2 separate regions of the Mus musculus genome follow, and region 2 is linked to region 1. A link is a loop called in an ENCODE intact Hi-C map of the cell type or tissue named here. Cell type or tissue: left cerebral cortex. All regions are shown on one strand. Links, peaks and the distances in the headings refer to the core of each region. The heading gives the core; the rest is flanking DNA. Region 1 overlaps Sh3tc1 (SH3 domain and tetratricopeptide repeats 1). Region 2 holds the start of Cpz (carboxypeptidase Z).

Region 1 (8,322 bases), core at 275-8,274:
TGCTCCAGCTGTTCGCCCTCAGCTTCTTCTAACCAGTCTAGAAGGAAAGGGAAAAGGGCAACAGTCACTTCCTCTACCTGTGCCCCGTGTTCTGCCTCGTGTGGCCAGGTGAATGCAAGCTGTGTAGTCACTAGCACCTATGGTGATCAGGGCCAGAGAACCCATGTTCTCAGATGTCTCCAGGCAAGGGAGCACATGTCTACCTCGGGTGCCCCTTCCCCCGCCCCCACGCCTACTGGGGGTGCCTGTGATCATTGTCAGCTTCACAGCGAGCACAGGCACAGACGCCAAGCAGCAGAACAAACCGGCTTGAGCTCCTTTTGTAGGTTGCTTGTCACCCAGGGTGGCACTTGAACCCTCATTCCCACTTACTTGGGTGAGCACTAACTGCCTGCTGGGTTGCCATAGCTACCAAATGAGGAAAAGCACTGAAGAAGACATGCATGACAACAACGTGCAGAAGAGGAAGGGCACCACCTTTGGAAGTTCTAGGTCCTGGAATTCTAGAGGTCAAGTGCCCAGGCCAACCAACAGTCATGAAGCCAGTTCTGCCTGAGCTGGAGAAGTGAGTCTGACCAGCACAGGCAGAGGACCAGCCTCAGTGCTGGTAAAGGTGCTGTCAGATCATAATGGGGCCCCACATTTTCCTGTCCACAGAAGCTAAGGGCCCAGTGTGTCTGCATCTGGTGCTTGATGACAGGACATAGGCTCCTTCAACACCCAGAGCCTCAGGACTACTTCCTTGTGTCACCAGTCCCTGCCGTCTTTGGATTCTAAGCCAGGTTGTTGTCTGTACCCAACCCTGAGGACACAGGGTTGCCTTGCCCTGATCCCTAGTGTGGCTTTCACTGCTTCTTTGGAGGATGGCCTGAGGGAGGCTGCATAGTTGGAAAGGGAGGGGAAGAGAGGGTCCCTAGGGAGTTCAGAAAGAGCCAGAAGTATCCAGCCCACGTCCAGCTCTCTTGGGACTAAGGCAATAGTACATCAACCCAGCTCGGGCAGGGAGGGCAGAGTCTGACAGTCATGTGTGGCCTTGACCAGACTATTGGGCTCCACCCATTTGCAAAACATTTGGCCCACACCCTTTATGCCAGTTTCTGCTCTTCCAGGAATCTGCCCGGGGGAAGACTCTAGGTTAAAATGACTTAGCAGCACAATCTTGTCTCCACAGCTTACAGAGAGACCAGAGGTGCCACACTCCCTGTACCTACCCAGGCTGCATGTGGTGCACACATCTGTGCCAGATGTCCTGCTCAGGAGCCGCCGGGCATCTTCGTCTGAGAAGTGGCCCTCACTTCTGAAGAATGACCTTTCTTCCTCACTGAGGAAAATGGCACTTTCCAGGCTAGGAAGATAAAAAGCAAACCACCTTATTTAGAAGAACAAATTTTCTCAAAGCCCAGGAGGCCCAGTGTGAGTGGGCAGATGGAGTTGGGCCAAGAAAGTCATCTTTAGGTTAACCAAGTTTAGTGTCCTTCCAGGACTTTGGAACAGAGCCACAGGCCAGCTGAGTCTCCCTCCTGTGTGAGCCAGGTGGCTCGTTCCATTGCATTTCCTTGCTATCTCACGGAGGCCACGGCCCCCTGGGAGCTGTATTCTCTATCATAGGATGGAGAGACTTCTGATTCAGGGATCTTAATCAGCAGCCAATTATCTCCACAGCTCAACTTGTGGTTTTGTCTTTTTTGACAAAATTTCACAGTCAGATCTGGATCTTCTCCCCCATCAGACTGCTGGCCCCACTCAACCTCAATGAAGACACTAAACAGAAACAAAACCTGCCCTTGAGGGGACCTTTGCTGAGCCCAGAATAAGAAAGCCTGTAAACGGGCCTGAGGGAGAGCTCAGAAGTTAAGAGTACTTGTTACTGTCATAGAGGACTGAGTCTGTTTTCCAAACACAACCATCTACAACTTGAGTCCAGGGGATTCCATACCCTCTTCTGTCCTCCGCAGGCATGAAGCATCCATGTGTGTACAGAAAGACACATAGGCAGGCAAAACACTCGTACACATGAAAAAAATGACCTTTCTCTATATATATGGATGTAGAGAGATAGAGATAGAAATATTTAGATTATAAAGATCCTGGGAAGGTTGAGTGCCAGGCAGATTCTCAAAGCCCACTTGAACTCTCCCCTGTGAAACCACCATCCTTCTCACAGTACCCAACACAAGGACAGGGCTCATGTGGCCATGAAGTCAGGCAAAGGAAACAGGGAAAGGTCAGAGGCACAAAAGGAAGAAGACAGAGGAAGGAGGCGATTTTGCCTGTATGAGTAAGTCAGCAGGACACTGTGAAACTAATAAGCTTCAAAGAAAACACAGCGCAGTTTCCGGTCTCTACCCAGCGAGCCTCTGCTTCAGAAACAGAAGAGAGGAAAAGGTGACTGAAGGCTGCTAGGGTGGAACGGGTGACACAGTGAGTGTGACATGCGTGCTGGAATCATCTTTGCTTGTGAACATCGTGGTGGCAAGGTGTCTTGGTTTTTGATACCTGTCCTGTGGTTATACTTGAGATCCTGGCTTCAAGAGGCAGTTCTTCAATGGGGCAAAGGGCCTTAACTTGTATAACTTATCCTCAAAGGCTCGGAGGACAAGCACAAGGAAGAGAGAAAAAGAAGAGAAAGCAACCAAGGTGAGAAACCGTTCTCAGCCACCAGCAGGTAAGGGACAGGTTGTGGCTGTGTTCTTCTTGTTCTGTAAATCCGAGATCGCATCAAGACAGGAGAGGAACCTCTGGGCTGTTACCAAGCTGGAAGCTTCCAGGTTCAGGGCAGGAGAGACACCAGAAATACTGGAATGACAGAGAAGTAGGTACAGTCCCTTGCTGTGAAAGATGATGTCAACACCTCTAACACTCTAGGGAGACAGGGAAGAACGGACCAGATCCGTGCTCTTCCAACCCTGACTTCTGTTAAGTTTGGAACTGTTGAAGCCACAAGGACCCCCACATCTGTCAAAAGGCCCAGCAACAGAGTAAACATTCTCCTTAGAGCTGTGCTATCTCTGTAATGAGAGACCTTGAGACATAAGTCACGAGCCACTCAGCTGTTCTCAAGAAACAGCTGAGTTAATGAGGTCACCATGACGTGACACTGTGCAATACAGGAGAGCCCAGAATTCTGTCACTGGAGCTGAGTGGAGAGTCTGTGGAGGTGTCCCAAAAGGCGTGTAGACAGACTGTGCCCCCATCCTGTGTGCACACTGACATTTTGATAGAGTACCAGGAAATGCTGCTCTAAGTTTGATCAGCACACAGGTCCTGCCAGTGTCCTCCTGGTCTAAGTGACAGATGATAGGATGCTTTAAATCAGGGTACAGAAGGAAATGGACTCAGTGATGGCTGCTGCCTTAGAAACTGCATCTGAGAGTTGCATATGGCATCCAGTCCCCAGCAAACCCAGTTTGAGGAAGGCATGGCTATAGAGGGGACAGAAGCAGAGAGCATACACCTGTCTCTCCAGGCTCCTTGACTGAGGTCCTGTCAAAGGAAACCATGAGCTGACCAAGGGTGGCCTCAGCTAGACTCACTGTCCACTCCCCAAACACTCGCCACCCACCATTGCTCAAATCTGTACAGAGTTAGCCCAGAAAGGACTGGAGCACTCCCCTGGAAGTCCCCTCACCTGGAGCAGGTGCAGACAGGGTTCTCTGGGGGATAGGACAGGGACAGGGACTGGTGATTATAGGTGGGATTATAGGCTGGCAGGCCCCCCCCCCAAAGAACCTGATAACAGTGGAGTCACCCGCATCTGTTCAGAGCGGAGAAAGGGTGAGCTGCCTTGCATCTAGCCTTGGGGGGCTGATGGCAAGTGAAACCGGAGGCCATGGAGACCGGGTCCAGAGGCTTCGCAGGGCTTTATACTGAAGGGTAAACACGGAGAACCTTCAAAATGCCTGTCTCCCGGGAACTGGAAGGCAACTAGTTTTGGAAATTGGGTCCCTGTGGCTGTGACTAGCTAAGGTCAGGCAGATGGGAGCTGGTGGGATGCACAGTAGGACAGCAAGTGTCTCACAGGAGACAGACAAGGGTGAGGAGCCAGCAGGAACTTGCAGGATTCAGCAGAAGGCAGGGAGGAGCAGGCCAGGGGGAGTGAGTCTTGACAGGAAGGGGCACGCCACACACCACAGCAGCTCAGCTGCTCTACCTCAGCCCCAGGCTCCTGCCTTGGAGGCTATACCTAGCATGTGACCCTTTTCACCAAAGCTGTAGAGCTGACACTGCGGATAAGCACACTATACAGTCACACAGTGCCCTCTGGTGGCATCCTGGAAAGGCTGAGCCAGGCCCAGTGGAGAAGGAAGGAGCTGCCCAGGACAGCGCGCTGGTGGTTCCTGAGAGGCTAACAGAGGGTGGCAGGATCCCCGCAGGAGCAGTGTGGGGTTCAGGAAAGGGGCCTCTGCCACTCACTCAGATGCCGGGCCCTGCATGCTGACGAGGCCAGTCCTCACAAAGCCCACCTGGCCAGAGGCCATGTGCCGGCCCACACACCAGGGCAGGCCAGGCACCTGGGCACCGAGGATCTCGATGACATCACCAACGCTGAAGGACATCTCTTCGGGGCCTGAGCCCTGGAAGTCAGCTATCGCAGAGGCCAGGCCAAACCCTGCAGAAAGAAGGTTATGTGGTTAGAGCTGAGGCCCTGTAGGCACAGAGGGTAGCCTCAGACTCATGCTGGTGTCTCTGCATGGCCAGAGGTATGTGAAATGAAGCCTGACTCTGGAGGTTGCTGGTCCTCAGAAGGGCAGTTTGATCCTCATACCATATGGGCCACTGAGGCTGAGACACTGGTGAACTCTGTCCTGGGCCACCAACCTCCAGGCACAGATCTCTGCCTCATGCACCTTAGATCTTAGGCTCTCCCATCACCCACAGGGCCCTGTGTATACTTAGCGGACACAGGGACCATCCAAACACCAGTTGGCTCCAAAGGGACAAAGAAATCTGCTTCTCCTTGTGCCCCCAGGAGCTGACAGGCAGGCTGCAGGACCAGCTCCTCACAGGGAAGGCCCAGGACAGGGCCAGATAGCCTATCCATCCTCCATCCTACCTCATAGATTCTACCAGAGTCTAGCCAGCCAGCCAAGCTTAAGGTCTCCCAATGAGCCAGACTCAATGAGGTATCTTGAGATGCTACATTCCTGTGTCTGTGAGGTGAGAGAAGAGTCCCAGCCTATTTCCCCAGGTGCTGGGCAATTTAGTTGAGCCCCGAACCTCTCTGAGCTTTAAGTAATCCTGAGTATTGTAGAAGGGATGCTAGCTTCCTCTTTGGGCTTAGGGGACAATCAGGACAAGTGCAGAAACTTCCAGAATACTAGTCTCGGCTACCTTCTTCAGCTGCCTCTCCCCCAAGGAGGGAAGTCTGACACTCACTCATGAGCTGGGCATCAGGTGTCCCAGGTCCACTCATGGATTCATCGATGGGATCCCATGGGACCCTGAGAGTCCACCTAGAGTAGGGAAAAGAGATCTATGCTGTAGAGGCTTGGATGAGGGACAAGTATATCCTCCAGACTGCTTAGGAGTGACACACATGAATCGCACCTTGGGGACACACATGAATCGCACCCCTCCCACATACCTGCCCAGATGTGCAGCCCTGAGGCTGCTGTGTGTAGTACCACACCTGATACCATGGGCCCTGCAGATCCCTCCCCCCACCCCCAAAGTACTTGCCCTGCCACTCTCCTGGAGCAGGCAAGGCCAACAGATTGTAAAGGCCTGCAGCCTAGACAAAGGCCTGAATTTCAACACTGGGTCTCCTGGATTCTCATCTGCTATGTGGCCTGGTCAAACTGACCCTGCCTTGGAACCCAACCTCTCCAGAAATCTTGACTGATTACTGCAGGCCCTCTTCTATGGAGATCCTTACACTAAAGAGCATACTGTATCCCCTGATGGAACAGCCATTAGCCCCAGTGCATAGGGAATGTTCCGGGGAGAAGCTTCATCCTTTCTCCAAGGAGAGCCCTCCAGCCACAGCTGTCACTTCAAAGGCATGGCTACCTAAGAGGTGAACTTTCTCCTTTGGCTTTGGTGGCCAGGAAGCTCCTAGCAAGTTTGCACTCCCTGCACAGCCGTGGACAGGAGTCCCCATGTTCCCTCTCCTCTAACCTCTGGCTTGACTTCCTTCAGTCTCCCTTCATGCAGATTTCTGTGTCTGTGCCTTGAATGTGACCCTCCAGAGTGAGCATGGCAAGTAGCATGTGCTACGTTCAACTCTCCCCTCGTCCCCTAGGCAGTAGAGCCTCGGAGACGTCATTTCTCCTCCAAGCAGTCAGATGCCTGATTGAACTTCCAGCCACACTACATGAAGCAGCAGGAGGGCCCAGAGGGCTCTGTCCTCTGCCTGAGTCATGTGTCTCTCTGGACACCCAGCATCTACAGATGGAGTAGGGTCCATGAGGTCCCGCACCACCCAGGGCCTCAGAATAAGGACTCCAGTTTGGTACCTACTGGTGAAATGGAGTCAAGGGCTCTGGTTCGGCCTCTGCTGCTTCCACATTGGAGGACATGTTGGGTGTGGGTGATGAGGAGTCTGTTTCCAGGATTGCCACTCCCAGAGGGACTCCCGAAGCCCGTCTGAGGGTCTGGGGACCCTTCCCTGCACCTTTGGGTCCTATCGTCCTTCTTACTCGGTGGTCAGGACACAGAACAAAGATGGACCCTTTGAAAGGACAGATATGGTCATCAGAGTGACCCGCAGGACAGTCGTGGTTCTGTTAAACAGGAAAGCTGCCAGCCCCAGCCCCAAGACTCATGGTGAGGAGAACAGAGCCCCATGCAGGAGCCCACTCCACCCTCTTCTTCCCAGGATACCCTTGTCTGAAGGCCCGAAGGAAGTCCAGCCTCAGTTCAACTGAGGCTATGAGGCCGACTAGGATTCTCTCTGGGCCTTAGTCCCCACCTGCACTGTTCAGAGATAGACATGGGATTCCCATGTTCCTTAGTGCTTGGACGGTTATCAAGGAGCTCATCTGGGTGTCTACCCATGCCAGGGAGGTAAAGCAGCCCTGAGGGTCCTTCCTGGGGACTCAAGGCCCTTCCTCTATGGGGCCAACATCTCACATCTCAGGCAAGTGTGAGCATAGCAGACAAACTCTTTCTCACCTTCCTCCTCACATCTCACCTTTTTGGGGAGCCATAAACATTTTTTTAACCAATGACAGTGTATAGAGGGCATCTTATGCTACATCTCCCCCCACCCAAGACACTCCCGTTCCCCCACAGTGTCCCCAGCCCTGTGTGATTTAACCAAGGTCATGGTTGCTGCCTACCTTCCTGTGTGAGGAGGTTCTTGTGTGTCTGCTTCAAGGCATCCTTGTTTACATACATGAGGATGGCAGTCTCCTCCTCCTCACTGGGGGAAAGCAGCCAGAAGGTCTGGTCTACCAGCAGGTTCTCCAGGCAGTGGTGTGTGAAGCCTGCAAGGCCAGGATTGTCACCCACAGGCTCCAGGGGGGGTCAGGGGACCCCATGACCTCAAACACCGGACCTGGAGAGGTCCCTGACATGCTATTCTTCCCTGGGAATATCCCAGTACCTCCATACCCTACGGAGCCCTATCTCACTGTCCTGGCTGTTAGGGTTATAACTTCATAACTACTCTATCATCTGTCCTTGTTGTGCCTTGGGATTCAGAGATGTCAAGGGTGCAGAGCCCTGTAGGCACTCTGAGATGCCCATGGCCCAGTGTCACTACCAGTGCCCTCCATGATCATTTCCATCATTCCTGCACAGGCCTGTGAGATGCTGGGTGTCATGGCCTGCACAGGGGCCATCCCTTTATCAAGTACTGCTTAGCTAGGAGGCATAGCCACACTCCCTTTATAAAGTCAGGGCAAATGCAGAGAGAACCTTTCATTTTCAACAAATGTGGGTGGACATTGAGGACAGGAACTAAACGGGCATTGTCTTCAGGGTGGCACAGTCCCCAGTGGTGCCTAGAAGGTGGACAAAGAACAAGCTGACTCACGAGACTGAGCAATGCACCAACTTCTGGTGGCTCCTCCCTGTCTGCCTGGAGTGCTGAGAAATGTGACCCAATGGCTTCCACAGAGACACAGCCGCAGGTATGAACACATTGTTGTCATCTCCAAAGTCTTACAAATCATACTGGGAAACACTGCATAATCAATTTCTTAAAATCTCCTGGCTTTTGGTTCGGTTCGGTTTGATTTCTTTTTCCAGGGTTTCTCTGTGTAGCCCTGGCCATCCTGGAACTCTCTCTTTAGACCAGGCTGGCCTTGAACTCAGAGACTCATCTGCTTCTCCCTCCTGGTCGCACACCCTTTGATCCCAGCCAAAATCTCGCAGTTT
Region 2 (8,322 bases), core at 199-8,198, 190 kb before region 1:
GAGCAGGTGTGCCTGCATGGGAGGGGAGATGGACCCTCTGGCATAGGGACTACAACAAATGCCTGTATTCTGTCCTGTGCAGATGGAACCTGGCAGTGACCAGGAGCCTGGAGGGGCATGGCACCCATAGGCTTCTCTCAAGATCTAAAGTCATGCAGCAGATGGACATAGGAGTGAGCCACCTATGCCTGCTACCTAGAGAGAAAGCAGCAAAGACTCGGCCCCACCCTGGTTACCAAAACCCACTGTGCACAGTATACCTACAATGTGCAAGGCTGCCTCAATTTGGGATCCTACTCCCAGGTTCTTGTGAGACAGGCAGCATTTGAGACACCATACCCTTGCGGCATTCAGAGGGTAGCTGAGGTTTTTAATATCTTTGAGATAGGGAGTTGGTTTTGGTGGTTTGAGACAGGGTCCCTTGTAGCCCAGGTGATCTTGTATGCCCCGTGTAGCTGCAGATGATCTTCAACTCCTTACCTTCCTCCTCTCTCTCACATGCTGGGACTACAGGAGTGCACGGCATGCCCAGTTTCTACCCTCTCAGCTATCAGGGAGTCACACAGACTCTTTTATGGTGTAGATCTTGGTGTGTACTCAGGCCACAAGAAGCCCCTGGTACTCCAGGACATCCTCTCCTCCTCCTCCTCTTCCTCCTCCCTTTCCTCTTCCTCCTCCTTCTCTTCTTCCCTCTCCTCCTCCTCCTGCTCCTCCTCCTCTTGCTCCTCCTCCTCCTTCTCTTCCTCCTGCTCCTGCTCCTCCTCCCTCCCCTCCTCCCTCTCCTTCTCCCTCTCCTTCTCCTCCCTCTCTTTCTCCCTCTCTTCCTCCTCCTGCTCCTCCTCCTCTTGCTCCTCCTCCTTTTCTTCCTCCTCCTCCCTCTCCTTCTCCTCCCTCCCTTCCTCCCTCTCCTTCTCCTCCCTCTCCTCCTCCCTCTCCTTCTCCTCCCTCCCCTCCTCCCTCTCCTTCTCCTCCCTCTCCTCCTCCCTCTCCTTCTCCTCCCTCCCTTCCTCCCTCTCCTTCTCCTCCCTCTCCTCCTCCCTCTCCTTCTCCTCCCTCCCCTCCTCCCTCTCCTTCTCCTCCCTCTCCTCCTCCCTCTCCTTCTCCTCCCTCCCTTCCTCCCTCTCCTTCTCCTCCCTCTCCTCCTCCCTCTCCTTCTCCTCCCTCCCCTCCTCCCTCTCCTTCTCCTCTCTCCCTTCCTCCTTCCCCTCCCTCCCCTCCTTCTCCTCCTCCTGTTCCTCTTCCTCCTGCTGCTCCTCTTCTTCCTCCCTCTCCTCCTCCTCTCCCTCCTCCTCCTCACTATGCTGTAAAGAGCCCAGGTCATGAGTCAGTGCAGTGGATAACAGAGGAGCCCAGCCTCTGGCCCGGGTGGCTCCGGGTTCACCCACCCACACAGCGGGAGCCTGGATGAGTCTCACTTTTCTATTCTTATGGGTTTTTATATGAGGCTTATAGTAATCACTTTAGGAATATAGTATGAAAGTTCTAGAAGATGACCCACATCTAACAACGATGTAGCCTAAGGACACCATCCCACAGTTAGCAATATCTGTTTTCACTGTCCCTGCTTCAGGCCAAACTAACAAAACAGGTTGTCTTGTGAATGTCCTTAGCAGGTACCCCTGGGGAGGACCACAGCCTTTATCCCCAATATAAAAGTCTGCAGGTGCCTACCCCTAAAAACAAACCCACTACAACATGTGTGGATTGAGCACAAGCAAGCAAAAGGGGGGGGGTCAAGCCCCCTGCCGCACATACACATGGCTCAAGGCCCTACCTTCCTCATGCAGGGATCTCGAAGCACCTGGCTGGCCCAGCTCAGAAGGCTGCTAAACTCTGTGGTTCTAAGTGTCCCTGACATGTGCTCTCACGGCCCACAGCAGGAGGACACAGGATGTCAACACTGTCAAGAACAGTGAAGAGAAACTGACCCGACCTCTGCCCAGAGCAGGGTAGCATCATCTGCGGTCAGTGAAGCAAAGCGATCTACAATGTCAGGACGTGAGGAGGGATCCCGTGAGGGACCTGGTGTGACTTCCACCCTGTACAGGGCCCTGTGAAACATTGCATCCAGAGATTCCACCCCCAGGACTCACAGTCTGGCTGCTGCTTGCTCTACATTGACTTTGGACCAAGGTGGATGCTGGAAGGAACCCAGTCAGCTTAGGAGGATGCTTTCAGTCACACACACTGCTCCACCCTTGCTCCTGCAGCTCCAGGCTCGCACAGTGCATAGCAAGGCTCACTCTGTAGGAGCCTGGGTGTTCAGTGAGACCGTGATGAGGGATAAGTAGAAAAATCAACTTGAACTTGACCCTGAGTCCTCTGCCACCTGCAGGCAGACTTAAGGCAAGGCCACCAGGTGCTGGCTGTACCCAAGCTGTTCTGCAAAGCCACCGAGGACCCCAGCCCTGAGATTGGACCACAGTTCAGGGATCAGGAAAGAGAACCTGATGGCTTCATCACCAGTCCATTCTCTCTGGCTCACAGGTGAGGAAACACATTCAGAGATTAACGTGCCCCATGCTGTTTCCTTGTTGAACACTGAGGAGAAACAGTAGTGCTGTCTGGTAGGGCAGCTGAGGGGAAGATGAGGTAACTCATGGGTGTGTCAGTATGACATAGCTTGGGCACACAGCGTGTAGAAGGAGGTGACCTCTTAGGCAACAGCACTTGATCGGGGCTCAAAGGGGTGGCCAGGGGCAGGCAACCACCAAGCTAACCCCCACCTACTTCCAGGCCTCCACCATACCAAAGATGGCAGACCCGTCTGCTAGAGCTGCCATGACAAAACACCCCAGATTAAGTGGGTTACAGCAGTGGAAATTCACCCCACCAAAGCTCTGGATGCTGCAGTCAGAGCCAAGTGTGACCAGCGTGCAACTGCTAAGGGGCCACAGAGGACTCCTTGCCTTGTCTAGCTCCAAAGTCTCCTAGTGTCCGTGACTTATGACTGCCTCGCTCCAATCTGTGCCTGGTACCCCACTTTACCTCTAAAAGTGCTCACCATCAGGTATAGGTCAGCATCAAAGACCCTATCCCTAAGGGAGATCCATTAGCAGCTCAGAATTTGAGATCTCTTCTGGTTATGGTAAAGTTGAAGTGGGACAGAGGAGGGACCCAGAGTAAGGCCATGTGCCTAAGGGATTACACAGCCATCTAAAGAATGAAACAGCACCTCCCCCAGCTGGGCGAGTCTCTCCAGGCCTTTGATGTTCATGCACAGAGCAAAGGATGGAGCTACTTACTCAAAGGCGCTCCATCTTGCCATCGTTGTGTCATAGCCATAGACACTGTGGCTCATCACCACTGCCCGCTCACCTCCTGCCGCCCACAACACATCCTGAAAAACTCCAGATGCCTGAACCTACAGCTCCTTAGAATATATAGAGCCTGCTGCAGACTCTAAAGCCACTCCATCCTGTCTGATAGCCACACACTGAATGTGGGTGTCCAGGGCCCAAGACCAGAAAGTAGAAACCAGCCGCCACTGTAAGTGGAAAGATCCACAATAAAATTCAGACTTAGTGGTTTTAAAAGAAGGCGACTTGTTCTGTGATATCATGTTTTGTTTTGTTGATCAAGTTTACCCAAGCTGGGGAGAGAGAACCTCAACTGAGGGAGGGATGGCCCCCATCAGATTGCCCGTAGGCAATGTGACGATTTTCTTAGTCAATGATTGATGTGGAGGGTTTGGCAACTGGGGACGGTGCCACCCTAGGCGAGTGGGCCTGGCGTGTGTAAGCAATAAGCTAAGGAAGCCATGGGAAGCCAGCCAGTAAGCAGCATGCCTCTGTGGTCTCTGCATCAGCTCCTGACTCTAGGTTTCTGCCTTAATGTCCCTCAGGAGGTGTAAGCCAAACAGACCCCAAGTTGCTTTTGGTTGAGGTGACTTACAACAGCAATAGAAAGCAACCTAGATCATATTCCAGTCATAATTGTATGCCAATGAGGAAATATTGAGGTAATCTTTCAGATAATTGGATTTTTTTACATTATTATTCTCTTTCCTTCTTAGCGGTCCACATGGCTTACCAACATCACCCACAAGGTGGCAGCATTTCTTCAAGGCAGGGACAGAAGCTGCTCTTAGTCCAGCATTCCCTTTTCAACTGCCCGGCAGAGTGGTCAGAGCGCCCTGGGATAGAGCAGGATGCCTGCCCCCAATCACGGCAGAGTAAAGGACTCAGGCTGTGAACCCAGACTCAGGCTCAATGAAGAGTCCTCCATCAGTGAAACGACTGAGCTGAGAGGTGTCCACCAGGCTTGCTCCAAGCCCCTGGGACATAGAGATAGGGAGAAGGTGGGGTGTGTGGCCACCTTTAGACGTGCAGCCTGGGTGGAAGTTGCCGGGCTGACCCAGAAATTTCCAGATCTGAAAGCCTTCTAAACTTCCATGCATGTGCCTATAGAGGAAGACTGGACCCAAAGTTGTCCCTCCCTCCAGAAATATTCCCTGATGTGTCGTGGTTCTCAGCCCAGGCAGGGACAGAGCTCACCTGCGTGTCCTGTCTCAGTGAGGAAATGGGTGTCTGTAAGGCAGCCTTGGGCTGGGGCTAGTACTCCTGGTGCGGAGCAGGCCAGGAAAGGCTTCCTGTAGCAGGTTTTGAATCTATGCATTTTCTGGGATACCAAAGGTTCAGAGAAAGGCCCTCCACTGAAAGTTCTAGCAGCGCTCCACAGCCATGCTCTGCACACAGGCCCAAACATGCTTGCACATGTACACACTTGCCCACTGACCTGTATTTTACTTGTCTATCCTACAGGAGGATGGATAGAGGGCTGGGGGAGGCCAAGGGTAGGGAGGAAGCCCCAGGCTGAGGGCAAAGAAAAGAGGCATTGTGTAGCTGGAGCAGACAGCCTCTCAGGTGACCACAAATCTTAGCTCTTAAAATTCTACAGCTGATACCATGGGCTCCAAAGACCCTAGGGGCTCCGACTAGACTCAGGTGGCTGTTGTTGATAAAGACATAAAGGATGTGAACTAAATGTATCCCCAACCAAATAAGAGGGAAACTGGAGCCCAACTTCTGGAGGGGCAGAGGCACCAGAACGGAGTCCAGAACTCCAAACCCATCCTCAGGACCCTCCGTTGTGATCCCTGGGTGTCCCTCCTTCTCCCTGTCCTATCCCTGCCGAAACATTCCACCCTTCTCAGGGCTACTTCCGGAAATAAAAAGTTATCCTCATTGCAGCCAGGAGTTTTGAAGTCAGGAGTCTGCTGTGGCCAGCACCTACCCATTCCTGGAAGGACAGGGGACTCAGACCGCCTTGTCCTGAAGTCCTGGCACCTGCTCACTCTGACCTACTTTCGGATCCCACCAGGCCAGGTGCCTGCTCTGCCGTGGCGGTGCTGGATGCCTGCAGCCGAACCGTCTCCCCCGGGGTCTCTGGCTCAGATGCTGAGACAGCTCAGTGCCCCAGCAAAGTTTTCTGTACTGGCTAAGGTCTCAATGTGGCACCTTCAGGATATTCTACCCAGGTGACAGAATGCGACCTACAAGGAGAGAAAAGTTCCCAGGTGGCTGGAGAAAGGGGTATCTAAATCTACCCACAGGGGCGGCTGGGACCCTACCGGAGGGGTCGGGTCCAGGCGAGCAGCTGGGGCTGGGGCGCGCGGCAAGGGCCAGCACGGCCAGCGCAGCCAGCGCGGCCAGCAGCAGCGGCATTGTCGGCATGGTGGGCACAGATGCACGGATGCGCGGGAGGGCGCAGTGATGTGGCACTCGGGGAGCGCGAGAGGCGCTGCTGGGCCCTTCGGCTGAGGAGGGGGGGAGGGGTGAGGAGCGGGCTCAGGAGTCGGGTTACAACCGGCAGCGCCAGACACTGGAGAAGGGATTCTAACGGGGAGGAGGAGGAAAGGCAGATAAAAGCCAACCTGCCCCCTAACCCTCCAGGAACTCCGCCTCCTAAAGAAAGGGACTTGCCCTCTTATGGGAGGCTCTGGGGAGCTAGTCGTCAAATGCTTGCTGATTTGGCCTAAAGACTTTGATTTGTGGGCGGGTGGAGACAGCATCAGAAGTAGAGATGGGTCCTGGCCCAGAGCTGACCCCAGCTGGAAGTGAGCCAGGCCTTGGTCAGAGCCAGCTAAATGAGGTTGACTGGGTCTCTCATGCCTGTCCCCTGTGTGGATTCTCTCCCAGGGAAGCTGCGTGTGGAGCCAAGGTGCTGGTACCATCGCACCCCTGCCTTGATGCTGTCAGTGCTCTGATCCTCTGTGTGGGGCTGTGTTCCAGAAAAGTCCCCCGAACTTTGATTCCACCACTTGCAGGACCCAGCAGGGACCTAGCTCAGAGGACCTTCCTGAAGGATTGTGCATCTACCCCAGAAGGTGGCCTGAAGGCAATGTCATGAGGTGGGGAGGCAACAGCCCACTGGTGACCAAACTCTAGAGACTCCTATACAGCTGGTCCCCAGCCCTCGCCTTCCCCCACTTAGAACTCACTGGGTAGATCGCTAAGGCTGCCAGCACCCAAGGAAAGATGGCCAGGAGCTCTGTGTGCTCTCCTTCTAGGCCTTACCATTTGGTGCAGGACAGACCCTGACACAGATGTCTAGCTCTGTGCAAATCTGCCTGCCAGCCCCTTCTCACTGCCCCACTGCTATGGTCCAGTCAGTGTGCACATGTCACAAGCTTGGGGACAATACCTGTGGGACACCAAGGTAGCACTTAGTAGAAGTATTTGGCCCAGATGACATTTGGGGCCATATGCCTTCATGGGCATCCTTTATCAACTGTCCTGGATAGCTGGAGGCTGTGGACAAGCCACTTAGCCTTGGGTGAAAGGTTATAGTCTGTCACTGAATGAGATCCTCCTACTCACAGGGTGCACAGTCCACTTCCATAGCTCTTCAAGTCAGAGCCCTTCAAGGTAGCAGGGCCATACCCACCTCAGCTCAGCTTTTCCCTTGCAAGGGCACTTATTGTCACACCCTCCAGTCCAGTCCGCTTGACAGGCTGAGAAGCCTAAAGCCACTCATGAGGCAAAGAGTTTCATAGAAACTCACCTCCTGGAGTTTTGGTGTTATCATTTACCCACATACTCATACTCTATTCCCGCGTTAGTCTGGTGTATGGAACTATGAGTTCTCTTTTAACCATAAAAGAGCCAGGGAATCCCACTGAGATAGAAATCTTTAGTACAGGCTACATTGCATATTAGAAGCAAGTTGGTGAATTCTCCTGACAAATGAAGATTCTCCAGTTACTTAAAAGTTACACTCATATAAGAATTTAGCAAGGCCTAGGAATTAGGGGGGTTGTGATATTGCATTATTCTTGAGGTCTGCCAAGAGCAGTACCCCCTGGTGCTAGCCTTCACAAGGTTCAAAGGTATAACACTAGAATGTGAAATCCTTACCTGTCACTAAGCGACCCTAGGCAGGACTGCTTTATCTTTACTGTAAACATTTACCTGGTTCCTGTAAGTCCCTTTGTAGTCATTCCTTTGTTTTGTATCAGGTAACTTCAATGTACCTTGCCTGCTGTGACTTCTGACCCCTTGTATTTTCTGTACTATATAAGACTGATGTTCACTTTGTGAGAATACATTCAGATTCTACACAATCTCTCATGTTGGTCTGTCTGTCACTCTACCGATGCTTTGCCCAGAGACCCATTCCACGCAGACAAAGGGACCCTGAGGGTCTGCGGCAACTTATGTCTGCCCACTAGCCTCCCAAGCTCCTACCTTTGACCTTCCCTTTGGAGGGGCTCCTGGCTAAGGCCCTCATCTCTGAGTCCAGCTGGCAGTGGGCAGGCTGTGGGAACTGCGGGTCTGCTGCTATCCCCTTCTGCCAGCAGGTTTGAGTCTCACGCACAAAAGCATGCAGCTGTGGGACCTGGCTGTGCAGCCCTCGGTGGGGGCTTGGTCTTCATCCTCAGCAGTACATAGGAACCCATGCAGCTTAGAGACCACAGCCCTTCCGACTTGATAAAATAGGCTCCACAGAGCTACCATCATCACCCTCCAGACCCCAGATGTCCTGGCACCAAGATCTCCCTTCTAACCCAACCTCTGGCTCATCAGCCAAGACAATGCAGTCCCCCTATTAAGCTATTCTTCAAGAGGAAGACACAGACAGGGTTACACTTTCCCAATGGAGAAGGGACTGCATCCTCTCCATCTGACTGAAGCTCTAGACCAGAGCAGGCAGCCAGGCACAACAGAGGCCTCAGGACAGAGCAGCTTCTGCACGGCCAGGATTGAGCTAGGTGACCAGCAGGGGAAGCTCGAGGGTGTCTACACAAGCCTCAAAGCCTGGAGCAGGAAGAGAGGCTCCACAGGAGCATAGCCACTGTCCTCCCAGCTATGAATGGACACC

Evidence for each region. Peaks named below come from ENCODE experiments on the same cell type or tissue, not always from the same donor. Only the 100,000 strongest peaks of a DNase experiment are listed, where the experiment ranks them.
Region 2: it touches region 1 in a loop (10-fold over the local background); 10 of 42 quality-filtered maps call a loop at or near these places.

What each region holds. Positions count from the first base shown.
Region 1 is chr5:35,709,650-35,717,971 of GRCm38, forward strand. Sh3tc1 (SH3 domain and tetratricopeptide repeats 1) reads right to left here. Exons shown (of 18, transcript NM_194344.2): 6 at 7,281-7,427; 7 at 6,460-6,670; 8 at 5,377-5,453; 9 at 4,414-4,609; 10 at 1,212-1,345; 11 at 1-37. Among named protein-coding and RNA genes, the nearest start is that of Gm31888, 6.4 kb to the right of the region's middle. In left cerebral cortex, for the core only: a CTCF peak has its summit at 4,261 (motif pointing left); DNase peaks (open chromatin) are centred at 4,252 and 4,535.
Region 2 is chr5:35,519,861-35,528,182 of GRCm38, forward strand. Cpz (carboxypeptidase Z) reads right to left here and starts at 5,766. Exons shown (of 11, transcript NM_153107.2): 1 at 5,573-5,766. The coding sequence starts at 5,675. In left cerebral cortex, for the core only: a CTCF peak has its summit at 4,036 (motif pointing right); a DNase peak (open chromatin) is centred at 4,048.